Linked DNA regions of Homo sapiens: region 1 is linked to region 2. Evidence: read pairs that join two places in POLR2A ChIA-PET (ENCODE). Cell type or tissue: PC-9. All regions are shown on one strand. Links, peaks and the distances in the headings refer to the core of each region. The heading gives the core; the rest is flanking DNA. Region 1 overlaps SPPL3 (signal peptide peptidase like 3). Region 2 has its middle 21 kb from the start of XLOC_009911.

Region 1 (5,389 bases), core at 241-5,240, 150 kb before region 2:
GGGGGCTTGCCAAGGATCCCCTCATTGCTAGACACAGTAATCGACCTGTCCTCCTCTTACCCGACCTTTAGGCAGCAACCCGCCCAGCTAATGGCTCCCTCCTTTTCCCTTGATTCTCAGGACAATGTGCTCTCCTGTTCCTCCCCACTCACTGGCCTTTTCAGGCTTCTCTGTAGCTCCTCCTCAATTCCCAGAACTCCACGGGCCTTTCCTCAGATCTTTTCCTCTCTCAGTGATCTCGTCCAATCTCAAGGCTCTTGACACTATCTATCTTATATGTCATCAACTCACACATTTTAATTTCCAGCCTGAATCTCTTCTTGGAGCTCCAGACTCATACATCCTGTGGCCTAAGAGACATATATACTTGGCTGTCTAGTTGGCCTCTCAAATCTAACATGTCCAAACTCAGCTCTTAACAGTGCAGTCTTCTGTCTCCAAGCATTTACTCTTTGCTTCCAATTGTGCAGACGGAAATCTGTGATGTCGTTTTTGACCCGTCTCTCTTTTACACCCTGCCTGGCTTAAGCCGCCATCCTCTCCTGGCGTGCATTGCTGCAATGACCTCCTCCCTGGCCTCTCTGCCTCCAACTTAACCCCTAACAAGTCTCTTCTTCACAGTGCAGACAGAAGCAGCTTCTTAAACCCTAAGGCAGGTTTTATGGGGCCCCTAGCTCAAAACTCTTAAACAACTTCCCATAGAGTAAAAGCCACAGTCTTCATACTGGCTGACAAGGTCCTGCTGTGACGGTGACCCTTCAGGTCACCTCCTGCTACTTCCTTTGCCAGCCACAGCAGCCTCCTCACTCTACCCCCCATGCCGCCGCTTCGGCCACGCCGCCGCTTCAGTGCTCTGCATTTACTGTGCCCTCTGCCTGAACGATCTCCTCCCAGAACCCAACTGGCTCCGCTCCTCGTCTTTCACAGTTCTTCACGCAAGTACTAGCTTCTCAATGACAGGTGGACTTTCCTGCAATTACATTTAAGATCATACTTCCTGCCCTTGTCTTATTTTTCATTTCTCAACTTCTGATATACATAATTTCTTCTTTTTTTTAAACATTCTCACTGCCCTCAACTCCAGTGAAGGTTCCCCGAGAGCATGGCTCAGTGCTCACCCTTGTAGTCTAGGCCAGGGCCTGGCAGGTGCAGGGCCTCTCCCCTCCTTCAGCTCTCTTCCTCCACTGTTCTGCAAACACAGGTTTGATGAGGACACAGAGCTGTTGAGAAACTCTTCATGGGGTCTTGTGGTGGGATGAATGTCCAACTCCCTGGCCAGGGAGGGCACTCTCCACTGTACAGCCCAAGCCCTCAACACGCATTCCTGTGGCTCTGTTTTCTAGACAGTTCAACACAATTTCCCGCTCTCCACACATACTGTGTTCTTTTCACGCTCTACCCAGAAGGTCCTGCCCCCGGCTCCTTCATATGGAAAATCCATCCTCATTCTGGAAGAGCCAGGTCAGGAGTCCTTTCTCAGAGTCTTTCCTGATCCAACCAGTCAGTTGCTGCTGCTCTTTTTTTGTTTTTTTGAGACAGAGTTTTGCTCGTTGCCCAGGCTGCAGTACAATGGTGCAATCTCAGCTTACTGCAGCTTCCACCTCCTGGGTTCAAGTGATTCTCCTGTCTCAGCCTCCCGAGTAGCCGGGATTACAGGCATCCATCACCACACCCAGCTAATTTTTGCATTTTTAGTAGAGACAGGGTTTCACCATGTTGGTCAGGCTGGTCTCAAACTCCTGACCTCAGGTGATCCACCCACCCCGGCCTCCCAAAGTGCTGGGATTACAGGCATGAGCCACCGCGCCCGGCCCAGTTGCTTCTTCTATGTGATGTGCCATAGAACGTTGAATGTCTCTCAACTCACTCATCCATTCTATGACCTTGTGAATATTTACATACTGGTAAGTTTATTCCCTGTGCTAGCTGACCACGTGCTCCTGGGAAACAGAAACCATGTCTGATTCTTTCTGTGGATCCCTAGCACTTGACAGAGTAGACATTCAATAAATACTTGCTGAATGAATGCAAAACTGTGTTCTATTAACTTCAAATTTCAAATTATTCTAAGGAAAGTAAAAAGCCATATGAACAGATATATTTCATTTTCATAGAACTGGTGGTAAATTGTCAATATATGTAATAAAGTGGATAAATACAGCAGCTTGGCAGACCCTGGACACATCAACTAAATTACTGTTTCATGGGTTCCTACTGTGTGCACGGTGCTAATATAAACACAGAGGAGAAAAAGCTGCCTCATCCCTACAACTCAGAGGAGTTGGAAAGACAGTATTCAACCTAGGAAGAGCAAAATATATATCTTCATCTCCACTATCATCACTGTTATCAAGCGCTCACTGAGTTACAGGGTGAGCTGCAGTGTGAGTTCTGGAGAGATGTGGTCAAGATCTAATTCCTGACTTTATAATCATATAGAATGTTTATTATACTAAGGTCTCCTTTAATTTTTAAATAAATTCATACAACCAACCTGGTAAAATGTATACAAATGCATGTCATTTGAAATGAACCTAATGAAATGTATTAGTCAGTGAGGCTTGACAAAGCTCAGAGCATTCAGAGCTGCAAAGGGATGACTGAAACATGATGTTTAGGACACTGAGAGATGTACCCAGAGCCCCTGCTCTGATCAACTCACACGCATATTTGAAAGGACAGGACCTCCCATGATCATCATCTTTAGGAAACAAAGATTTGGTTGTGTCATGAGTCAATAACCAGGACATTACCAGGGAGCAGCTCATCTGGCTGGAGGAACAACAGTGGTCAGCAGCAGGTGGGAAGCCCATCGGGCCAGAGCACAGGTGAGACACAGGTTTGTGTATAGATACTGGCTAGGGTGATCTGTTCATGGACTTACAGGTGAATACATGGAATGCAAGGCATCAAGGGCACGAAGAAAGTAACAGAAGGCCTAGGATGGACAGACGGGAGACAGGAGTCTGCGGGGAGTGAGGGTCAGAGGACTGAATGATGCAGCTCACCAGTAACCAAAAGCGGGGCAGGGAAACAGACTGAACAGAGAAGCAAGAGGCCAGGCTCCTCGGGGTAAGTTTATTCGCCTCTGTGACACATGTAGACGACCTGTCCCTTCCTGACCTTTTCTTTTTGGAGATGGAGTCTTGCTCTGTCGCCCACGCTGAGTGCAGTGGCACAAGCTTGGCTCACGGCAACCTGTGCCTCCCAGGTTCAAGTGACTCTCAAGTGACTACCAGCGCCCGCCACCATGCCCAACTAATTTTTGCATTTTTAATAGAGATGGGGTTTCACCATATTGGTCAGGCTGGTCTTGAACTACTAACTTCAGGTGATCCACCTGCCTCAGCCTCCCGAAGTGCTGGGATTACAGGCATGGGCCGCCGCGTCTGGCCCTTCCTGAACTTTTGTACTCAATTTGCCATAGAATCACTTCATCCTAACTGCGCAGGAGCCTTGAAAGGTCACAAGGTCTGAGCATCCACCTGCTGCTTTGTCATTCATCTCATGCTAATCCTCCTCCACCTGCGTCTAAACTAAACATGGAACAGACTGCTCAGTGACTGGGTTTTCCATGACTCCAGACAGTGTCATTCTATCCTAACCTTCCAAATAAGAAAGTCTGGGTTCATCTTCAACACATCACAGCCTCTCATCATACACATGAAATCTGCAGCCATTCTGAGGTGTTATCCTTTACTGTTACTGCAGACCTTGCTCACACCTCCACCCACTTCCTACTTTGCTGTGTCTCCTTTCCCTCCCTCCCTCTTACTCTTTCCCATGTACTGTTCACTGCCACTGTCAAACATCTGTTCACATAATTTCCTGCCTGAAGGTCACCAGGTTCCCTTCTCTATGACGAATCAAGTCTAATTATAAAGTTGCATAAACTCAGGAGGCACAACCTCCACAGAGTGGAGCTGAGCACCATGCTGGCTCTGCCTTGGCATCTGTCTGAACGGGTTCCTATTCCTCAGCCTATCCCTTCTCTCCATCTGCGTTAAGCTGAACACCCTCTTTCCAATTAGACCATCTAGGTCCTCCCCACTCTAGTCTAAGTTCCGTGTATGAAGAGGCAGAAGGCATCCTTTTGACTGTCTCAGAGAAGGCTCTTAGAGGCATGTGGAATAAATACCACTCTGACCCAGCGAACACTGCCACAAGCAATGTCGTATTCCCAGAACATGCTCTCAATCTAGTTTGCCTGCCTTTCATTCTGTCATTCAAGTAACCCTTAAAAAATCTTACCTCCTCCTCAGGGCTTTTCAAGGCTAAAGTGAAGGGAGGTGCTCTCTTTCCCTTGCGGCTTTAGACACTCCTGAGACTCTCTCTTATAGGTTTACCAACACACTTAACTTTTGGTTAAATGTACATTAACCAAAAGTGTTGGGGGAAGTAAATGATTAATCTTAGCCATTTAGCTAGAGTTATTTTCAATTTATCACTGATATCTCTGTATTACATTGTCTTCTACAACCAGTGAGTCAGGGACAAAGACAGTGACACCAAACCGAGCTCAAATGTTCTCTACGAGGATGACATAACCTGTAAGGTTTCTAAGCAGTGCTCACATTCGCGATACAGGCTCTCTAGATATCTATGCCCTATGTGGAGTCAGCGCACCAAGAGTGTAGCATTTTATTTATTTATTTATTTAGAGGCAGAGTCTCACTCTGTTGCCCAGGTTGGAGTGCAGTGGTGCAATCTCAGCTCACTGCAACCCCTGCCTTCCAGGTTCAAGTGATTCTCCTGCCTCAGCCTCCCAAGTAGCTGGGACTACAGGTGCATGCCAGCACACCTTGGTTAATTTTTTTATTTTTAGTAGAGATGGGGTTTCACCATGTTGGCCAGGCTGGTCTCCAACTCCTGACCTCAACTGATCTGCCCACCTTCGCCTCCCAAAGAGTTGGGATTACAGGTGTGAGCCACCGTGCCCGGTTGAGTGTAGCATTTTAAAACAAAATATCAATTGTTAGATTTCTGGCCCTAAACATGTTCTAATCATAGGTTAGTAGCAATTGCTATAAAACGAGGGGACTGAATCAGACATCTGTCAAGATTCTGTTAGTCCCTGAACTAGGCAGGGGATAGACTGTAAACCAGGTTCTATGATCCTTGATCACTAGGGGTGTGTACTCAATATTCATCAGCTTTTAGCTAACATACCATCACCCATAGGTCCAACTCTTTCAAGTCTTCCCAAATTTGAAAGGTTAATTTGCCAGATGAAACTGAGAGTAGATAAAACAGCCCTAGACTTCAGTTCGGGAAAATCCCGAAGTCCATTCTTAATGTTAATACTTCTTAGTGTAGCCCTGAAAATAATTTATTATCCTGTTTTCACTCTAAATTAACTTCAAAGAACAGACTTCAGTTAAGAAACACT
Region 2 (5,389 bases), core at 114-5,113:
TTTCATTTTTTGTCTCACTCTGTCACCCAGGCTGGAGTGCAATGGCACAATCATGGCTCACTGCAGCCTTAACCTCCTGGGCTCAAGCCATCTTCCCACCTCAGCCTCCCAAGTAGCTGGGACTACAGGCACATGCCACCATGCCTGGCTAATTTTTATATTTGTTGTAGAGAAGTTTTCACCATGTTGCCCAGGCTAAGTCAAAGTCTTCTTTTTTTTATTTTTTATTATTTATTTATTATTATTATTTTTTGAGATGCAGTCTCGCTCTGTCGCCCAGGCTGAAGTGCCATCTCTGCTCACTGCAAACTCCACTTCCCGGGTTCCTCAGCCTCCCTAGCAGCTGGGACTGCCAGTGCCCGCCACCACGCCCGGCTAATTTTTTGTATTTTAATAGAGACGGGGTTTCACCGTGTTAGCCAGGATGGTCTCGATCTCCTGACCTCGTGATCCGCCTGCCCGCCTCGGCCTCCCAAAGTGCTGGGATTACAGGCGTGAGCCACCGTGCCTGACCTTTTTTTTTTTTTTAAAGATTGTATTATTCATCAGAGTGTAATTGGTTTTTCTTTTTCTTTTCTTTTCTTTTCTTTCTTTTTTTTTTTTTTTTTGAGACAGATTCTCACTCTGTCGCCCAGGCTGGAGTGTAGTGGCAAGATCTTGGCTCACTACAACCTCCACCTCAATTGATTCTCCTGCCTCAGCCTCCTGATTAGCTGGGACTACAGGACCTGCCACCACTCCCAGCTAATTTTTGTATTTTTATTAGAGATGGGGTTTCGCCATGTTGGCCAGGCTTGTCTTGAACTCCTGACCTCAAGTGATCCGCCAGCCTCAACCTCCCAAAGTGCTGAGATTACAGGCGTGAGCCACCACCCCTAGCCTAAGTCAAACTTTTAACGCCCTATTTCTAGACGCTGGATGAGCAGGTTGGTGGATAGAAGAGGACTCAGCCAACACCCTCGAAGCTTGCTCTCATCCTCCCATCTGGCAAATTTTTCTTCAGGACTCCTCCCCATGGAAACCTTTCCTAAGTGGCACACCCCAAGATGACTAGCACCTGGAGCAGTCCTTTGGGGTTCCTCTGCGGCCAGAAGCGTTCACTCAGCCTCCAGCACATGTCAGATCTGTAGGTTTCCGTGGACAATGAGAACAATGGAGGGGCCTCAGAGCTGGGAAGGAAGAGAGGAGGACCCACCATTAATTGGGGCCCCCCTAGGTGACAGGTGCTATACATCCTTTATCTTACATAATCACTGCAACGGTGTCTGTTTTCCTCATCAAATACCCAACATCTAGTAGAATAGATACTTGCTAACTATTTAATTATGGCAACAGTAAAACAGCTACCATTTATTGAGGGCTTACTATGTGTCAGGGACTCTTCAAAGTGCCTCATATCTCTTAACTCATATAATATTTGCTGGATGAGAATTTTGATAACAACGCTATAAGGCTGGACTCTTTTTGTTTTATTTCATTTTATTTTATTTTTTGAGACAGAGTCTTGCTCTATCACCCAGGCTGCAGTGTGGTGGCACGATCTTGGCTCACTGCAACCTCCACCTCCCAGGTTTAAGTAATTCTTCTGCCTCAGCCTCCCAAGTAGCTGAGATTACAGGTGCCCACCACCACCCCCGCCTAATTTTTTGTATTTTTAATAGAGACAGGGTTTTACCATGTTGGCCAGGCTGGTCTTGAACTCCTGACCTCAGGTAATCCACCTGCCTCAGCCCCCCAAAGTGCTGGGATTACAGGCATGAGCCTCCGAACCCGGCCTGTTTTATTTCATTTTTTAAAAATAAAGATGAGTTTTCACCGTGTTGCCCAGGCTGGTCTTGAACTCCTGAGCTCAAGCAGTCATTCCACCTCAGCCTCCCAAAGTGCTAGGATTATATGTGTGAGCCACCACACCCAGATAAGCTGGACTCTTTGTTCCTGTTTTATATAACATAAAACTAGACCGGGTGCAGTGGCTCATGCGTGGTAATCCCAGCACTTTGGGAGGCTGGAGCGGGCAGATCACTTAAACTCAGGAGTTCAAGACCAGCCTGGGCAACATGGTGAAATCCCGTCTCTATTTAAAAAAATACAAAACAAATTAGCCAGGTGTGGTGGTGTGTGCCTGTAATCCCAGCTACTTGGGAGGTTGAGGCAGGAGAATTGCTTGCACCTGGGAGGCAGAGGTTGCAGTGAGCCGAGATTGCGCCACTGCACTCCAGCCTGGGCGACAGAGTGAGACTCTGTCTCAAAAAACAAAAACAAAACAAAACAAAAACTTGAAACGGACACATAGAGAAGGTAAAGAGATGGTGGAAGGGCAGACAGGTCATAGGTGGATGGTGGGGTTAGGCTTTGAATCCAGGGCCATGTGGTACCCCAGGAAGTGGAAGGGTCTGGGTTTGAGTGACTGAGATGGGGGCACAAAGAGAGGAACTGAGTGGGCATTGAAGGAGGTGATTCTAAGGAAGAAGGAGCAAAGGGTAGCCAGGCACGGTGGCTCATGCTTGTAATCCTAGCATTTTGGGAGGCCAAGGCAGGAGGATCGCTTGAGGCCAGGAGGTTGAGACGAGTCTGGGCACCATAACAAGACCCTGTCTCTACCAAAAAACAGAACAAAACAAAACAAAACCAGATATGGTGGCGCACACCTGTAGTCTCATGTAGTCCCAGCTACTTTGAAGACTGAGACAGGACGATCACTTGAACCTAGGAATTCAAGGCTGGAGTGAGCTATAATCATGCCACTGCATTCCAGCCTGGGCAACAGAGCCAGACGCTGTCTCTACAAAAAATAAAAATATTAGCCGGTGCCATGATAAGTATTTTTTTTTTTTAATTAGCCAGGCATAGTGGCACACGCTGCAGTCCCATCTATGGGAAGGCTGAGGTAGAAGGATCACTTGAGCCCAGGAGGTGAAGACTTCAGTGAGCTATGATTACACCACTGTACTCCAGCCTGGGCGACAAAGTGAGACTCGGTCTCCAAACAAACAAACAAATGGCTGGTGAGTATTTGGGAGGAATCACTGCCCCGTGGCTGTCCCCTTAAGCCAGTGTCTCAGATGCTGCCTCTGAGGTCCAGCCATTCCCTAAGAAATGCTGACATCAAGGTCCACACCTCCTTCCCACAGGAGGAGTTGGAAATGAATCTCAAATTTCACCAAGGCCCCTGCTGGGGGATGGGGGTGGAGGTTGTGCCAGTGATCACAAGTCCCGATTTTCATGAGCGTCTCTGCTCAGATCCTGTCCCAGAGGCCTAGCACTAGGGTAGAATGACAATAGTCTTCCCAGCGTTGCCTGAGATGAGTCATAGGTGACGCCCCTGCCCTACAGCCTGGGCCTACCTGGGCAGGTAGAAGCATGTCTCAAACCCCTCTGGCCGCTGCCAGTGGTTCAGAGGATCCTGTCGTAGTCAGCCTCATTCCCCAACTGAGAAACCCCTGGCGTTGGCTTGACGGGGGAAAAACAGAGCTGATCTGCTATCCTGAGTCAGCTGTTGGGAGAACCTGACTTCTCAGGTGAGACAAGGACCCCCAACAAGGCGAGGCCTGGGAATGCTACCCAAGAAAAGGAAACAGATGTGACCCTTCTGCTCCGAGCTCATTCCATGGTGACTCAAATAACCGAGTCTTCCCTGGCCTCTCAGCTCCAGCACCTCGGCCATTCCCGTATCACTGCTCAGTTTACCTTGACTCATCTGGTTACTTGACTGTTATCTCCCTTGCTACCCTGGAAGCTCTACCCTGTTGCTCCTCGCTGCCCACCTGGCATGGAGCTTGGCACAGAGCTTGGCACAGAGCAGGTGCAGAACTGGTATGGATGAGCTGTGAATATAAAGGGACCCAGTTTACTGGCTCATGCCTGCAATCCCAGCACTTCGGGAGGCCAAGGCAGGCAGATCACTTGAGGCCAGGAATTCAAGACCAGCCTGGCCAACATGGTGAAACCCCATCTCTACTAAAAATACAAAAATTAGCCAGGTGTGGTGGCACACGCCTGTAATTCCAGCTACTAAGGAGGTTGAGGCAGGAGAATCACTTGAACCTGGGAGGCAGAGGTTGCAGTGAGCCGAGATCATGGCATTGCACTCCAGCCTGGGCGACAGTGAGACTCTGTTTCAAAAAAATATATATATATATTATATATAATATATATTATATAATTTATGTATAATATATGTATAATATATAATATATATTATATAATATATGTATAATATATAATATATATTATATAATATGTATAATATATAATATATATTATATAATATGTATAATATATAATATATATTATATAATATATGTATAATATATAATATATATTATATAATATATGTATAATATATATTATATATTATATAATTAATGTATAACATATATTACATAATATATGTATAATATAATATAATATGTATTACATAATATATGTATAATATATAATATATAATATATGTATATTATTAATATATTATATATAATATATGTATATTAATATATTATACATAATATATGTATATTAATATATTATACATAATATATGTATATTAATATATTATATATAATATATGTATATTAATATATTATATATAATATATGTACAATATATAATATATAATATATCTATATTATAGATATATATTATATATAATATATCTATATTATACATGTATAATATATCATATTATACATGTATAATATATCATATTATACATGTATAATATATCATATTATACATGTATAATATATCATATTATACATGTATAATATAGTATAATATATCTATATTATACTATATTATATATAATATATCTATATTATACATATATAATACATATTATACATATATAATATAATATATCATATTATACATATATTATATATATAATATAACTATATTATACATATATTATATATATTACGTATAATATATCTATATTATACATATACTATATATAATATATAATATATAATATATAATATAATATATCTATATTATATATATCTATATATAATATAGATATATTATATATAATATATGTATAATATGGATATAATATATAATATATATAATATAGATAGATATAATATATCTTATATATAATATAGATAGATATAATATATCTTATATATAATATAGACAGATATAATATATCTTATATATAATATAGATAGATATAATATATCTTATATATAATATAGATAGATATAATATATCTTATATATAATATAGATAGATATAATATATATTATATATAATATAGATAGATATAATATATTATATATAATATAGATAGATATAATATATTATATATAATATAGATAGATATAATATATTATATATAATATAGATAGATATAATATATTATATATAATATAGATAGATATAATAT

The links. ChIA-PET counts read pairs that join two places held together with the same protein. Peaks named below come from ENCODE experiments on the same cell type or tissue, not always from the same donor. Only the 100,000 strongest peaks of a DNase experiment are listed, where the experiment ranks them.
Region 1: POLR2A ChIA-PET joins it to region 2 with 11 read pairs; 2 of 35 experiments call an interaction of 5 or more read pairs at or near these places.

The regions. Positions count from the first base shown.
Region 1 is chr12:120,770,509-120,775,897 of GRCh38, forward strand. The region is part of intron 6 of SPPL3 (signal peptide peptidase like 3); the gene reads right to left. Among named protein-coding and RNA genes, the nearest start is that of ACADS, 47 kb to the left of the region's middle. RefSeq lists an enhancer at 794-1,294. In PC-9, for the core only: no CTCF peak of the experiment used is centred there; no DNase peak of the experiment used is centred there.
Region 2 is chr12:120,922,710-120,928,098 of GRCh38, forward strand. No RefSeq gene overlaps it. Among named protein-coding and RNA genes, the nearest start is that of XLOC_009911, 21 kb to the left of the region's middle. RefSeq lists enhancers at 2,358-3,557, 3,523-4,072. In PC-9, for the core only: no CTCF peak of the experiment used is centred there; a DNase peak (open chromatin) is centred at 3,142; H3K27ac peaks cover 1,832 bases.